Linked DNA regions of Mus musculus: region 2 is linked to region 1. A link is a loop called in an ENCODE intact Hi-C map of the cell type or tissue named here. Cell type or tissue: left cerebral cortex. All regions are shown on one strand. Links, peaks and the distances in the headings refer to the core of each region. The heading gives the core; the rest is flanking DNA.

The links. Hi-C counts contacts between places; a loop is a spot of excess contacts. Peaks named below come from ENCODE experiments on the same cell type or tissue, not always from the same donor. Only the 100,000 strongest peaks of a DNase experiment are listed, where the experiment ranks them.
Region 2: it touches region 1 in a loop (8-fold over the local background); 11 of 42 quality-filtered maps call a loop at or near these places.

What each region holds. Positions count from the first base shown.
Region 1 is chr12:114,804,046-114,811,681 of GRCm38, reverse strand. It overlaps Igh, the pseudogene Ighv1-27, the pseudogene Gm34465 and the pseudogene Ighv1-28. Among named protein-coding and RNA genes, the nearest start is that of Gm40899, 43 kb to the right of the region's middle. In left cerebral cortex, for the core only: no CTCF peak of the experiment used is centred there; no DNase peak of the experiment used is centred there.
Region 2 is chr12:114,909,115-114,916,750 of GRCm38, reverse strand. It overlaps Igh, the pseudogene Ighv1-38 and Ighv1-39. Among named protein-coding and RNA genes, the nearest start is that of Gm40899, 150 kb to the right of the region's middle. In left cerebral cortex, for the core only: no CTCF peak of the experiment used is centred there; no DNase peak of the experiment used is centred there.

The sequences.
Region 1 (7,636 bases), core at 1,607-6,606:
GAGGATCATTAACCCCACTCCTACCCAAATTTGCTTGTAAACCTCGGTATAGTAGGGGTTCATGGGAACCCAGACTTTTTAATAAAGCTTTGAAGCATCTCTGCAGGGCCAAGGCCACAGGCAACACAAGATTCTGAAACAGTACAGGAGAGTACAGAGTCTTAAGTCTTAAGTGACTTCTAGGTGTTTGGCTAACTTGTTTTTGTGGTCAACCAGAAGTTCTAGTCTCTTAGAATATAAGAGATATTAATATCAGAATGCATAGCTGCATCATTTCTGCCATTGCTAAGTCGAACAGTCCTCTGTTGGTGGAGAGAGGATGAATATAGAAGAGATGGAATAGAAAACTCTGAGTCAAAGGTTAGAAATAATAGGGTTGTCCAGTAAAACATACTGCAATATTGAATTTATACCTCATAAGCTTTACATATGTCATAGTTAGGGTTTTACTGCTGTGAACAGAGACCATGACCAACACAAGTTTATGAAGGAAAACATTTAATTGGGACTGGCTTATAGTTGTAAATTTTCAGTCCTGTGTCATCCAAGCAAGAGAGCATGACAGCATCCACACAGGCATGTTGCAAGCTGAGCTGAGTGTTCTCCATAATCATCTGAAGTGTACTAACAGAATACTGGCTTCCAAGCAGCTAAGAGTTTTATATACCACACACAGTGTGAGACACCTATTCCAACAGGAACACACCTTATAATAGTACCAATCTACGCTAAGCATATACATATCATCACATTTATACCCTGGCTATCATAGACTTATTTAGGCATTTGAGTCTGTGGATGTCATACATAAACAAAGCATAATGCAAAATATATTTAGTCCAACTTCCAAAGTCCCCATAATCTAGAGCTGTCTCAACAATGTTGAAAGTCCTCTGGTAGTTTCTTAGAAAACTGGACATTTTACTATCTGAGGACCCAGCTATACCAATCCTGTGCATATAACCTGATGATATTCCAACATGTAATGGGGACCAATGATCCAAAATGTCCATAGAAGCCATATTCATAATAGCTAGAGGCTGGAAACAACCCAGTTATCCCTCACCAGAAGAATGTATACAGAAAATGTGGTATATTTACATAATGAAATATTACTCCCTAATGAAAAAATGACTTCTTGAATTTGAGTACAATATTGGGAGGGATGGAGCTGGGACACAGCACAATTGTATTTACACTTTTGCTGATAAATAAAAACAGAATTTCAAAGTCAGTATGCTACACTAACAAGTATGCTCATAACAACATAAATAAAGATTAAACATTTTCCACATCACATCCATTAGTCATTAGTTTTCTCATTTGCCTTCTTCCTTATCAACATCTGAATGAGTTCTAATTAAGACATTAAATCTTCGTAAACTGCACTTAGCTAATGGCCATTTCCATCATTATAATCATCATCTTCTTCATCATCATCCTCTTCATCTTCACAAATCATTATCTGTAAATTAAAATTTGAACATAGCCACAGAGTAGAGCAACAGACTTAGGGCAAAAATAGATTGACAGATTCCTCCCTGTAGTTACAAGCACACCAGCAGTGCAGGGCTCACAGAAAGTGGATGGGATGCATTTCCTCAAAGAATTATTGGATTTGGACCACCCTGCTGCTTGTCCCAAGTACCTTTCTAGTCCTTCTTCTCCAGCTATTCTCCAGTTGGACTAGGATAAATAAGAAGTCCCCTCCTCATGAATATGCAAATTAACCAAGTCTATGGTGGTTAAAAACAGGAATGTCCACACCCTGAAATCAACATTTGTCCAATGTCCTCTCCACAGTCCCTGCAGACACTGACTTTAACCATGGGATGGAGCTGGATCTTTCTGTTCCTTCTGTCAGGAACTGCAGGTAAGGGGCTCGCCAGTTCCAAATCTGAATATAAGAAATGGCTTGGGATGTCACTCACATCCACTCTGCTTTTCTCATCACAGGTGTCCACTCTGAGATCCAGCTGCAACAGTCTGGACCTGAGCTGGTGAAGCCTGGTGCTTCAGTGAAGATATCCTTCAAGGCTTCTGGTTACTCATTCACTGGCTACTACATGAACTGGATGAAGTAGAGCCACGGAAATAGCCTTGAGTGGATTGGATATATTGATCCTTACAATGGTGGTACTAGCTACAACCAGAAATTCAAGGGCAAGGCCACATTGACTGTAGACAAGTCTTCCAGCACAGCCTACATGCATCTCAACAACCTGACATCTGAGGACTCTGCAGTCTATTACTTTGCAAGACACGGTGTTGTAACCACATCCTGAGTGTGTCAGAAAACCTGGAGGTGCAGCATTCTCCCTTGGAACTGACAAGACTTAGAAAAGCATTGCTTGTAGATTTGCTTAGATGCAGTCATTTGAATAGTGTGTTTTTCTGTCTATTTAGTAAAGACCTATTGTGTTTTTTTTAGCTTTGTAGAAGGTCATCCATGAATTACATGCAGTTAACTAGGATGTCCCTAGAGTACCCCATGTCTTGACAATATGGATAACAGTGAACATTTTCATTGACTTGTTTCTTCTTTCATAAAACAACAAAAAAGGAAAATGTGATTATGCATGATAAAAGTATGTTTTTGTTGTGTAAAAAACTTGAACTTTGGAATAGCTGGGAATAAACTGTAATATAAATTTGACCTGTAAAATTCCACCAAATTCTGAGCAAAGACAAAGCCCTTTCAAAGTCTTAAGTCTTTACTTCCTATTCAGGACTCCTGATTTTATAAATTAAGAGGATCATTTATCTTCCTGAAACACAAATTTCTTTGTAAACTTAGTTATAGTATGGGTTCATGTAGACCCAGACCTTTTAATAATGCTTTGAAGCATCTCATGAGGACCAAGGCTACAGGCAACACAAGATTCTAAAACAGAGTGGAAAAGGACAGAGTCGTAAGTTTTAAGTGAGTTTTAGGTCTTTCTCTAAGTTGCTTATGTGGTCTGCCAAACGTTGCAAGCTCTTAGTATAGGAGGTATTAATATCAGGATGCAGAGCTGCATCGTTTCTGCCATTGCTATGTTGAACAGTCCTGTGATGATGGAGTGAGAATGATTACTGAAGAGATGAGAAGGAAGACTCTGAGAAAAACGTCAGAAATAAGACTGCTGTCCAGTAAATACTATTGAAATCTGAATATACTATTCATATGTGTCCCATGTCATGTTTAGGGTTGTACTGCTGTGAACACATACCATTTCCAAGGCAAGTTTATGAAGGACAATATTTGGGGCTGGCTTACAGGTGTAGAAATTTTGTCAAGTATCATCAAGGCAGGAGAGCATGACAGCATCCAGGCCAACATGGTGTAAGCAGAGCTGAGAGCTATACATCTTTATCTGATAGATGGTACCAGAATACTCACTTCCAAGCAGCTGAGAATATTATAGCCCACACCCTGGGTGGCTATAGCCCACACCTATTCTAATAGGACCACACCTTATAATAATGCTATTCTAGACTGAGCATATACATAACATCACATTGATTTCCTGGCCTTCATAGGCTTGTTAAAGCATTTGAGTCTGTGGATGTCATACATAAACAAACCAAAATGAAAAGTATATTTAGTGCAACTTCCAAAGTTCTTATAGACTATAGTGTCTCAAGAATGTTGACAGTCCTCTGGCAGTTTCTTAGAAAAATGGACATAGTACTATCTGAGGAGCCAGCTACTTCACTCCTGGACATATAGACAGAAGATGCTCCAACATGTAATAAAACACATGCTCTCATATGTCTATAGAAGCCATATTCATAATAGCTAGAAGCTGGAAACAACCCAAATGTCCCTCAACTAAAGAATGCATACAGAAACTGTCATGTATTTACAGAATGGAATACTACTCAGCCATTATAAACAATTACTTCTTTAAATTAGCATGTAAACAGATGGAACTTGAAAATATCTTCCTGAGTGAGGTAACCCAGTCACAGAAGAACACACATGGTGTGTACTCACTGATAAGTGGATGTTAGCCAAAACTTCAGAATATGAATTATACAATTCACAGACCATATGAAGCTAAAGAAGGAAGACCAAATCGTGCATGTTTCTGTGTATCTTAGAAGAGGGAACAGAATACTCACAGGAGGAATTATGAGGAGAAAATATGGAGCATAGACGAAAGGAAAGGCCATTCAGAGTCTGCCCTACCTGGACATTCATCCCATATACAGTTGCCAAAACCAGATACTATTGCAGATGCTGGGAAGTTATTGCTGATGGGAGTCTGATATGGCTGTCTCCTGAAAGTCCCTGCCAGAATCTGAAAAATACAGAATCAAATGAACACAGACAAACCCTGGCCTGAGCGAGGGGTCGTTGTCTCCAGAGTTAAAGAAGGGACTGAAGGGGCTGAGGGGATTTGCAGCCACTCTGAGGGAGCAACCAGGCAGAACATCCCCCCACAAGCTCCTAGGGACAGGACCACCAACCAAATAATACTCATGAAGGAACCCATGGCTCCAGCCACATATGAGATAGAAGATGTCCTTGTTTGGACCTCAGTGGGAGGATGGCCCTTGAGCCTGAGGTGGTTCAATGCCTCCAATGCAGTGGAATACCAGGAAGAGAAGGCAGGTGTGGCTGTGTGTGTAGAGAAGCACCCTCTTAGAGGCAGGAAGTTGTGGTGATGGGATGTGGCTTCCAGAAAGGAAACCTAGAAAGGGGATACTATTTGAAATATAAATAAATAAAATAACCAAGAAAAGGAAAAGAAAATCCAAAGTTCAAAGTCTCTTCTGAAATTAATTCAATTACTTAAATTTAATTTCTAAAGCAAGACTGGAAATCAGCTAGGAAAACTCCAACTCTGTGCCTCCATGGCTAATGTCAAAGCAGTTTTTAGCTCTCCAACAGGTTTTTCATCTTTGTTTACTACATCAAACTTCATTCTCCTGGGTTGGCTACACACACACCCATACCCACCCACCCCCCCACACACACGTACACACCCACCCACACACACACACTGAAACACACACAGGCAAGCACACACACACAAAACACATACACACACACATGTACATACATATACATGGACTTATAATATCTAGACTAGCATCTTGTATATGTTTGGACTGAGTGTGAATCACTTTCTGTTGGGCAGTGGACCATGAGAAGAAGCCTCTAAGTTTGAGCTCAGCTTGAAGCCCCAGGGACACAGAAGGGACAGTAGGAGCTTTGACTGTTCCTGACAACAGACCCTTGTCATGTAGCCACAGCCCACCATAGAGAGTTGTGGATATCAGTCACATAAGGGCAGTGGCCCCAAGCACCTCAGCATGTAGATGAGTACACATGGAGGGACTCATAGCTCCAGCTCCATATGTATTAGAGGATTAGCTTACCTGACAACAGTGGCAGGGGAGGCTCATTGTCCTGTGAATGGTAGATGACACAGCATAACAGAATTCTAAAGGGATGAGGCTAGTGTGGATATATAATTTAGGGGAGCAACCTACAGAAGCAGGGGCAGGTGTGATGGGATAGAAGATTTGTGCAGGGAAACCAGAGAAAAGAGAAAACATTTGATATGTAATTAAACATAATAACCAATAAAAAAGACTTGGTCAGTATATTGTAAGAGAGATATATTTGAAGGTCCAAAGGAAAACCAGAGACAGAGTGGAGGTTGGAATATTCATAGTACATTATTCATATCATGGAACTACACATAAATGAAAACATGAAACATTTGTTTATATGGACCTGGTTGTCATCATAGAGAAAATATTCCATGTTCTTACACATAAGTATACATGTAACAGTTCATGGTTTTACACTGAGAAATATTTCATTGTCTATAACCCAGACATTATCAGTATCTATTTGTCCTTTGTTAAGAAATTAAATGGATTCCATTTCCCAGTTTCTATGAATGGAGAAGCAATAAACATGGATGTGTAACTGTCTTTGTAATAATATAGACTTATCTGAGTAGATACTTGCGAGAGATGCAGCTGGGACACAGCACAGTTTAATTTTCTATTTTTTAGTGAAAATTTCAAATAGAATTCCAAGGTCAGTATACTGCACTAGTGTAACTCATATCAATAATGAGTAAAGATTCAATAATTTCCATATCCATGTCATTAGTTTTCACATTTGTCTTCTTCCTTATCAACATCTGATGGAGTAAAAATTAAGACATTAAATCTTATTAAACTGCACTCATCTAATGTGTATTAACATCATTATCCTCATCATTATTTTCTTCAGCATCATCTTTATCTTCACAAATCATTATCTGTAAATCAAAATGTGAACATGTCCCTAGAGTAGAGCAAAAGACTTAGGCCAATAATAGATTGAAAGATTTGTCCATGTAATTACAAAAATACCAGCAGTGCAGGGCTTATAGAACATGTATGGGATATATTTCCTAAAAGAGTTATTGGATTTGGATAGTCCTGCTGCTTGACCCATGTACCTTTCAGTCCTTCCTCTCCAGCTCTTCTCTAGTTGGACTAGGTTCTTAAATAAGAAGTCCCCTCCTCATGAATACGCAAATTAATTAAGTCTGTGGTGGTTAAAAACAGGGATGTGAACACCCTGAAAACAACCTATGATCTGTGTCCTCTTCACAGTCCTTGGAGACACTGACTCTAATCATTGTACGGAGCTGGCTCTTTCTCTTCCTCCTGTCAGTAACTGCAGATAAGGGGCTCACCAGTTCAAAATCTGAAGAAGACAAATGATCTGGGATGTCACCGACATACACTCTTGTTTCTCTTTGCAGGCATCCACTCTAAGGTCAAGCTGTAGCAGTCTGGACCTGAGCTGGTGAAGTCTGGGGCTTCAGAGAAGATATCCTGCAAGGCTTCTGGTTACTCATTCACTGGCTACTACATGCACTGGGTGAAGCAGAGCCATGGAAAGATCATTGAGTAGATTGGACTTATTATTCCCTACAATGGTGATACTGGCTACAACCAGAAGTTTAAGGGCAAGGCCACATTGACTGTAGACTAGTCCTTCAGCACAGCCTACATGGAGCTCCACAGCCTGAAATCTTAGGACTCTGTGGTCTATTTCTGTGCAAGACAAAGTGTTATAACCACATCCTGTGTGTGACAGAAAACCTGGAGTTACAGATAGCTGCCTTGGAACTGACAAGACTTAGAGAATAGTCACTTGTAGTTTTGCTTAGATGCAGTCATTTGAATAGTGTGTTTTTGTGTCTATTTCTTAAAAACCTATTGTGCTTTTTCAGCTTTGTAGAAGGACATCCATGAAGTGCTGTTGATTAGGATGTCCCTAGAGTACTCCATGCCTTGTCCATATGGATAACAGTGAACAGTTTCAATGACTTATTTATTATTTCATAAAATAACAAAAAAGGTAAACTGTGATTATGCATGATAAAAATATGTTAGTATTGTGTGAAAGACTAGAACTTTGGAATAGCTGGGAGTAAAATACAATATGAATTTAAATTGTAAAATTCCACGAAGTTCAGAGCAAAGAAAAAGCCCTTTCAAAGTCTTAAGTCTTTACTTCCTATTCAGAACTCCTGAATTTATAAATGAAGTGGGTCATTTACCTTGCTCCAACACAAATTTCCTTGTAAACTTAGGTATAGTAGGGGTACATGTGGACCCAGACTTTTTAGTA
Region 2 (7,636 bases), core at 1,569-6,568, 110 kb before region 1:
TCCTAAATCTGGAGATACAAGAAGCCTCACAGAGTGGGGAAACCTTCTGAAGGGGCGCATCCTACTGAAGTGGGGACAGGGGGATACAAAGAGGAACTGTCAGAGAATGGATCTGGAGGGGGGCAATGACTGAGCTGTAAAAAAATAAAAGTAATAAAATATAGGTATTAAAATTATATAGTGTTTTCTGATCACTGATATTCTTTCCAAACTTATGCTAGAAAATTCACCACTCACTCAAATACAAACACTTACATTTTCTCTATAGATTCAAAAAAAGAAAATATATAAAAAGTTCTTAAAATATAAAAATGTTGAAACACACATACAACACACACAAACACAATCACACACACACACAAATACACACACACACACACACACACACACACACAGAGTACATATGGAGGGACTCATGGTTCCAGCTGCATATGTATCAGAGTATTACCTTATCTGCCATCAAGGGCAAGGGAGGCTCATGGTCCTGTGAAGGCTCAATGACCCAGCATAGGAGAATGCATAGGAATGAGGCAGGAGTGGACCTGTGGTTTGGGGAACAACCGCGTAGAAGCACGGCCTGGTGGGATGGTATAGTGAATTTGTGAAGGGGAGCCAGGGAAAGGAGATAACATTTGATATATAAATAAATAAAATAACCAATTAAAAGGACATGGTCAGGATGTTGTGAGAGGGACATATTGGAAGGTAGCAAGGGAAACCAGAGTGATAGAAAAGAAGTAGGAATGATCATACTGTATTATTCAAATCATGGAACCACACATAAATGAAAACATGAAGCATTTGTTTTTAAGTACCTCAATGAACTCATTGAGCATATTTCTTAGGTTCTTCCACATAGGCATACAATCCATAGTTCATGTTTTACCAGTGAAGAATATTTCATAGTCTATACCCATACATTGTCAGTAGTTTTTGTCCTTTGTTGTAAATCTAGGTGAACTCTATTGGCCAGCTGCTGTGAATGGAGCAGCAATAAGCATGGGTGTGCAGTTGTCTTGGTAGTAATATAGAGTAATTTGAGTACAATAGTGGGAGGGATGGAGCTGGGACACAGCACAATTTTATTTACTCTTTTGCTGACAAATTAAAACAGAATTTCAATGTCAGTATGCTACACTATCTAGTATGCTCATAACAATAATAAGTAAAGATTAAACATTTTCCACATCACATTCATGTCATTAGTTTTCTCATTTGCCTTCTTCCTTATCAACATCTGACTGAGTTCTAATTAAGACATTAAATCTTTGTAAACTGCACTTAGCTAACGGGCATTTCCATCATTATCATCATCATTATCTTCTTCATCATCCTCTTCATCTTCACAAATCATTATCTGTAAATTAAAATGTGAACATAGCCACAGAGTGGAGCAACAGATTTAGGCCGAATATCGATTGAGAGATTCCTCCCTATAGTAACAAGCATACCAGCAGTGCAGGGCTCACAGAAAGTGTATGGGACGCATTTTCTCAGAGAGTGTTTGGATTTGGACTATCCTGCAGCTTGTCCCAAGTAACTTTTCAGTCCTTTCTCTCCAGCTTTTCTCCAGGTGGACTAGGATCTTAAGAAGTCCCCTGCTCATGAATATGCAAATTACCTAAGTCTATGGTGGTTAAAAACAGGAATGTCCACACCCTGAAATCAACATATGTCTAGTGTCCTCTCCACAGTCCCTGAAGACACTGACTCTAACCATGGGATGGAGCTGGATCTTTCTCTTCCTCCTCTCAGGAACTGCAGGTAAGGAACTCACCAGTTCCAAATCTGAAGAAAAGAAATGGCTTGGGATGTCACTCACATCCACTCTGTCTTTCTCTTCACAGGTGTCCACTCTGAGTTCCAGCTGCAGCAGTCTGGACCTGAGCTGGTGAAGCCTGGCGCTTCAGTGAAGATATCCTGCAAGGCTTCTGGTTACTCATTCACTGACTACAACATGAACTGGGTGAAGCAGAGCAATGGAAAGAGCCTTGAGTGGATTGGAGTAATTAATCCTAACTATGGTACTACTAGCTACAATCAGAAGTTCAAGGGCAAGGCCACATTGACTGTAGACCAATCTTCCAGCACAGCCTACATGCAGCTCAACAGCCTGACATCTGAGGACTCTGCAGTCTATTACTGTGCAAGACACAGTGTTGTAACCACATCCTGAGTGTGTCAGAAAACCTGGAGGTGCAGCAAGCTCCCTTAGAACTGACAAGACTTAGAAAAGTGTTGCTTGTAGATTTGCTTAGATGCAGTCATTTGAATAGTGTGTTTTTGTGTCTATTTAGTAAAATCCTATTGTGCTTTTTCAGCTTTGTAGAAGGATATCCATGAATTGCATGCAGTTTACTAGGATGTCCCTAGAGTACCCCATGCCTTGTCAATATGGATAACAGTGAACACTTTCATTGACTTATTTCTTCTTTCATAAAACAACAAAAAAGGGAAAATGTGATTATGCATGATAAAAGTGTGTTTTATTGTGTAAAAAACTTGAACTTTGGAATAGTTGGGAATAAAGTATAATATGAATTTGACCTATAAAATTCCACCAAGCTCTGAGCAAAGACAAAGCCCTTTCAAAGTCTTAAGTCTTTACTTCCTATTCAGAACTCTTGATTTTATAAATTAAGAGGGTCACTTAAATTCCTGAAACACAAATTTCCTTGTAAACTTAGTTATAGTAGGGGTTCATGTGGACCCAGACTTTTTAATAAAGCTTTCAAGCATCTCATCAGGACCAAGGCCATAGGCAACACAAGATTCTGCAACAGAGTGGAAAAGGACAGAGTCTTAAGTTTTAAGTGAGTTTTAGGTGTTTTGCTAACTTGCTTATGTGGTCTGCCAGAAGTTCCAAGCTCTTAGAATATAAGAGGTATTAATATCAGAATGAGGAGCTGCATCGTTTCTGCCATTGCCATGTTGAACAGTCCTGTGATGGTGAAGTGGGAATGATTATTGAGGAGATGAGAAAGAATACGCTGAGACAAAGGTTAAAATAAGAGTGCTGTCCAGTAAATACTATTGCGATCTGAATTTACTATTCATATGTGTCCCATGTCATGTTTAGTGTTTTACTGCTGTGAACACATACCATTACCAAAGAAAGTTTATGGAGGACAATATTTAATTGGGGCTGGCTTACAGGTGTAGAGATTCTGTCAAGTATCATCAAGGCAGGAGATCATGACAGCATCCAGGCCAGCATGGTGTAAGCAGAGCTGAGAGCTGTACATCTTCATTTGATCGATGGTAACAGAATACTCACTTCAAACAGCTGAGAATATTATAGCCCACATCACAAGTGACACACCTATTCCAATAGGACCACACCTTATAATAATGCTATTGTAGACTGAGCATATACATAACATCACATTGATTTCCTGGCCTTCATAGGCTTGTTAAAGCATTTGTGTCCGTGGATGTCATACATAAATAAACCAAAATGCAAAGTATATTCAGTGTAACTTCCAAAGTTCTTATAGACTATAGTGGTCTCAAGAATGTTGACAGTCCTCTGGCAATTTCTTAGAAAAATGGACATAGTACTATCTGAGGACCCAGCTATATCACTCCTGGACATATAGACAGAAGATTCTCCAACATGTAATAAAACACATGCTCTCATATGTCTATAGAAGCCATATTCATAATAGCTAGAAGCTGGAAATAACCCAAATGTCCCTCAACAAAAGAATGCATACAGAAAATGTTATATATTTACAGAATCAAATACTACTCAGCCATTAAAAACAATTACTTCATTAAATTAGCATGTAAATGGATGGAACTTGAAAATATCATCCTGAGTGAGGTAACCCAGTCACAGAAGAACACACATGGTGTGTACTCACTGATAAGTGGAAGTTAGCCAAAATTTCAGAATATGCATTATACAATTCACAGACCATATGAAGCTAAAGAAGGAAGAACAAAGTGTGCATGTTTCTGTGCATCTTAGAAGAGGGAACAGATTACTCACAGGAGGAATTATGAGGACAAAATATGTAGCATAGACGAAAGGAAAGGCCATTCAGAGACTGCCCTACCTGGAGACTCATCCCATATACAGTTGCCAAAACCAGATTCTACTGCAGATGCTGGGAATTTCTTGCTGATGGGAGCCTGATATGGCTGTCTCCTGAAAGTCCCTGCCAGAATCTGAAAAATACAGAATCAAATGAACACAGCCAAATCCTGGCCTGAGCAAGGGGTCGTTGTCTCCAGAGTTAAAGAAGGGACTGAAGGCACTGAGGGGATTTGCAGCCACACTGAGGGAGCAACCAGCCAGAACATCCCCCCACAAGCTCCTAGGGACACGACCACCACCCAAATTATACTCATGAAGGAACCCATGGCTCCAGCCACATATGAGATAGAGGATGTCCTTGTTTGGACCTCAGTGGGAGGATGGCCCTTGAGCCTGAGGTGGTTCAATGCCCCCAATGCAGTGGAATACCAGGAAGAGAAGGCAGGTGTGGCTGTGTGTGTAGAGGAACATCCTATTAGAGGCAGGAAGTTGTGGTGATGGGATGTGGCTTCCAGAAAGGAAACCTAGGAAGGGGATACTATTTGAAATATAAATAAATAAAATAACCAAGTAAAGGAAAATAAAGTCCAAAGTTCAAAGTCTCTTCTGAAATTCATTCAGGCATTGATGACCCATTCACACACAGGCAAGCATACACACAAAAACACATACACACACATGTGCATACATATACATGGACTTATAATATCTAGACTAGCATCTTGTATATGTTTGGACTGAGTGGGAATTACTTTCTGTTGGGCAGTGGATCACGAGAAGAAGCCTCTAAGTTTGAACTCAGTTTGAAGCTGCAGGGTCACAGAAGGGAGAGTAGGAGCTTTGATCTGTTCCTGACACCAGACCCCTGTCATGTAGCCATAGCCCACCTTAGAGAGTTGTGGATATCAGTCACATAAGGTTAGTGGCCCCAAGCACCTCAGCATGTAGATGAATACACGTGGAGGGACTCATAGCTCCACCTGCATATGTATTAGATGATTAGCTTACCTGTCAACAATGGCAGGGGAGGCTCATTATCCTGTGAATGGTTGATGACCCAGCATAACAGAATTCTAGAGGGATGAGGCAAGTGTGGATATATGGTTTAGGGGTGCAACCTACAGAAGCAGGGGCAGGTGTGATGGGATAGGAGATTTGTGCAGGGGAACCAGAGAAAGGATATAACATTTGATATATAAATGAATATAATAACCAATAAAAAAGACTTGGTCAGTATATTGTAAGAGAGACATATTTGAAGGTCCCAAGGAAAACCAGAGACATAGTAGAGGTAGGAATGATCATAGTATATTATTCAAATCATGGAACCACACATGAATGAAAACATGAAGCATTTGTTTCTATGAACCTGGCTGTCATCATAGAGCAAATATTCCATGTTCTTACACATAAGTATAACATAAGAGTTCATGGTTTTAAACTGAGAAATATTTCATTGTCTATAACCCAGACATTGTCAGTATTTATTTGTCCTTTTTTTTGAAATTAAACGGATTCCATTTCCTAGATTCTGTGAATTGAGAAGCAATAAACATGGATGTGCAACTGTTTTTGTAATAATATAGAGTTATTTGAGTACATACTTGGGAGAGATTCAGCTGGGACACAGCACAGTTTTATTTCTGTTTTTTGGTGACAATTTCAAATAGAATTCCAAAGTCAGTATACTGCACTAGTGTACTCATATCAATAGTGAGTAAAGATTCAACAATTTCCATATCCATGTCATTAGTTTTCGCCTTTGTCTTCTTCCTTATCAACATCTGATGGAGTACTAATTAATACATTAAATATTTTTAAACTGCACTCATCTAATGGGTATTAACATCATTATCATCATTATTTTCTTCAGCATCATCTTCATCTTCACAAACCATTATCTCTAAATCAAAATGTGAACATATCCATAGAGTAGAGCCAAAGACTTAGGCCAATAATAGATTGAAAGATTCGTCCATGTAATTACAAAAATACCAGCAGTGCAGAACTTATAGAACATGTATGGGATATATTTCCTAAAAGAGTAATTGGATTTGCATAATCCTGCTGCTTGACCCATGTACCTTTCAGTCCTTCCTCTCCAGCTCTTCTCTAGTTGGACTAAGTTCTTAAGTAAGAAGTCCCCTCCTCATGAATATGCAAATTACCTGAGTCTATGGTGGTTAAAAACAGGGATGTCCACACCCTGAAAACAACATATGACCTGTGTCCTCTCCACAGTCCCTGAACACACTGACTCTAACCATGGAATGGAGCTAGAACTTTCTCTTCCTCCTGTCAGGAACTACAGTTAATGGGATCACCAGTTCCAAATCTAAAGAAAAGAAATGGCCTGCGATGTCACTTACATAAATTCTTCCTTTCTCCACACAGGTGTCCACTCTGAGGTCCAGCTGCAGCAGTCTGGACCTGAGCTCGTGAGCCTGGGGCTTCAGTGAAGATATCCTGCAAGGCTTCTGGTTACTCATTCACTAGCTACTAAATGCACTGGGTGAAGCAAAGCCATGGAAAGAGCCTTGAGTGGATTGGACTTATTATTCCTTACAATGGTGATACTGGCTACAACCAGAAGTTCAAGGGCAAGGCCACATTGACTGTAGACTAGTCCTTCAGCACAACCTACATGGAGCTCCGCAGCCTGAAATCTGAGGACTCTGCGGTCTATTACTCTACAAGACACAGTGTTATAACCACATCCTGTATGATACAAAAACTCTGGAGGTACAGAAAGCTGCCTTGGAACTGACAAGACTTAGAGAATAGTCACTTGTAGTTTTGCTTAGATGCAGTCATTTGAATAGTGTTTTTTTTTGTGTCTATTTCTTAAAAACCTATTGTGCTTTTTCAGCTTTCTAGAAGGACATCCATGAAGTACATGCTGTTGATTAGGCTGTCCCTAGAGTACTCCATGCCTTGTCCATATGGATAACAGTGAACACTTTCATTGACTTATTTCTTCTTTCATAAAACAACAAAAAAGGGAAACTATGATTATGCATGATAATATTATGTTAGTATTGTGTGAAAGAATAGAACTTTGGAATAGCTGGGAGTAAAACATAAGCTGAATTTAACCTGTAAAATTCCACCAAGTTCTGAGCAAAGAAAAAGCCCTTTCAAAGTCTTAAGTCTTTACTTCCTATTCACAACTCCTGATTTTATAAATGAAGTGGGTCATTTACCTTGCTCCAACACAAATTTCCTTGTAATCTTAGGTAGAGTAGAGGTTCATGTGGACCCAGACTTTTTACTAAATTTTGAATCTTCTCATCAGGACCAAGACCACAGGCAACATGAGATTTTGCAACAGAGTGGAAAAGGACAGAGTCTTAAGTTTTAAGTGATTTTTAGTTGTTTTACTAACTTGCTTCTATGGTCTGCCAGAAGTTTTAGAATATAAGAGGTATTAATATCAGGATGCAGAGCTCCATCATTTCTGCCATTGTCAAGTTGAACAGTCCTGTGATGGTGGAGTGAGAATGATTATAGGAGAGATGGAAATGAAGACTCCGAGACAATGGTTAGAAATAAGAGTGTTGTCCAGTAAATCCTACTGCAATCTGAATTTACTAT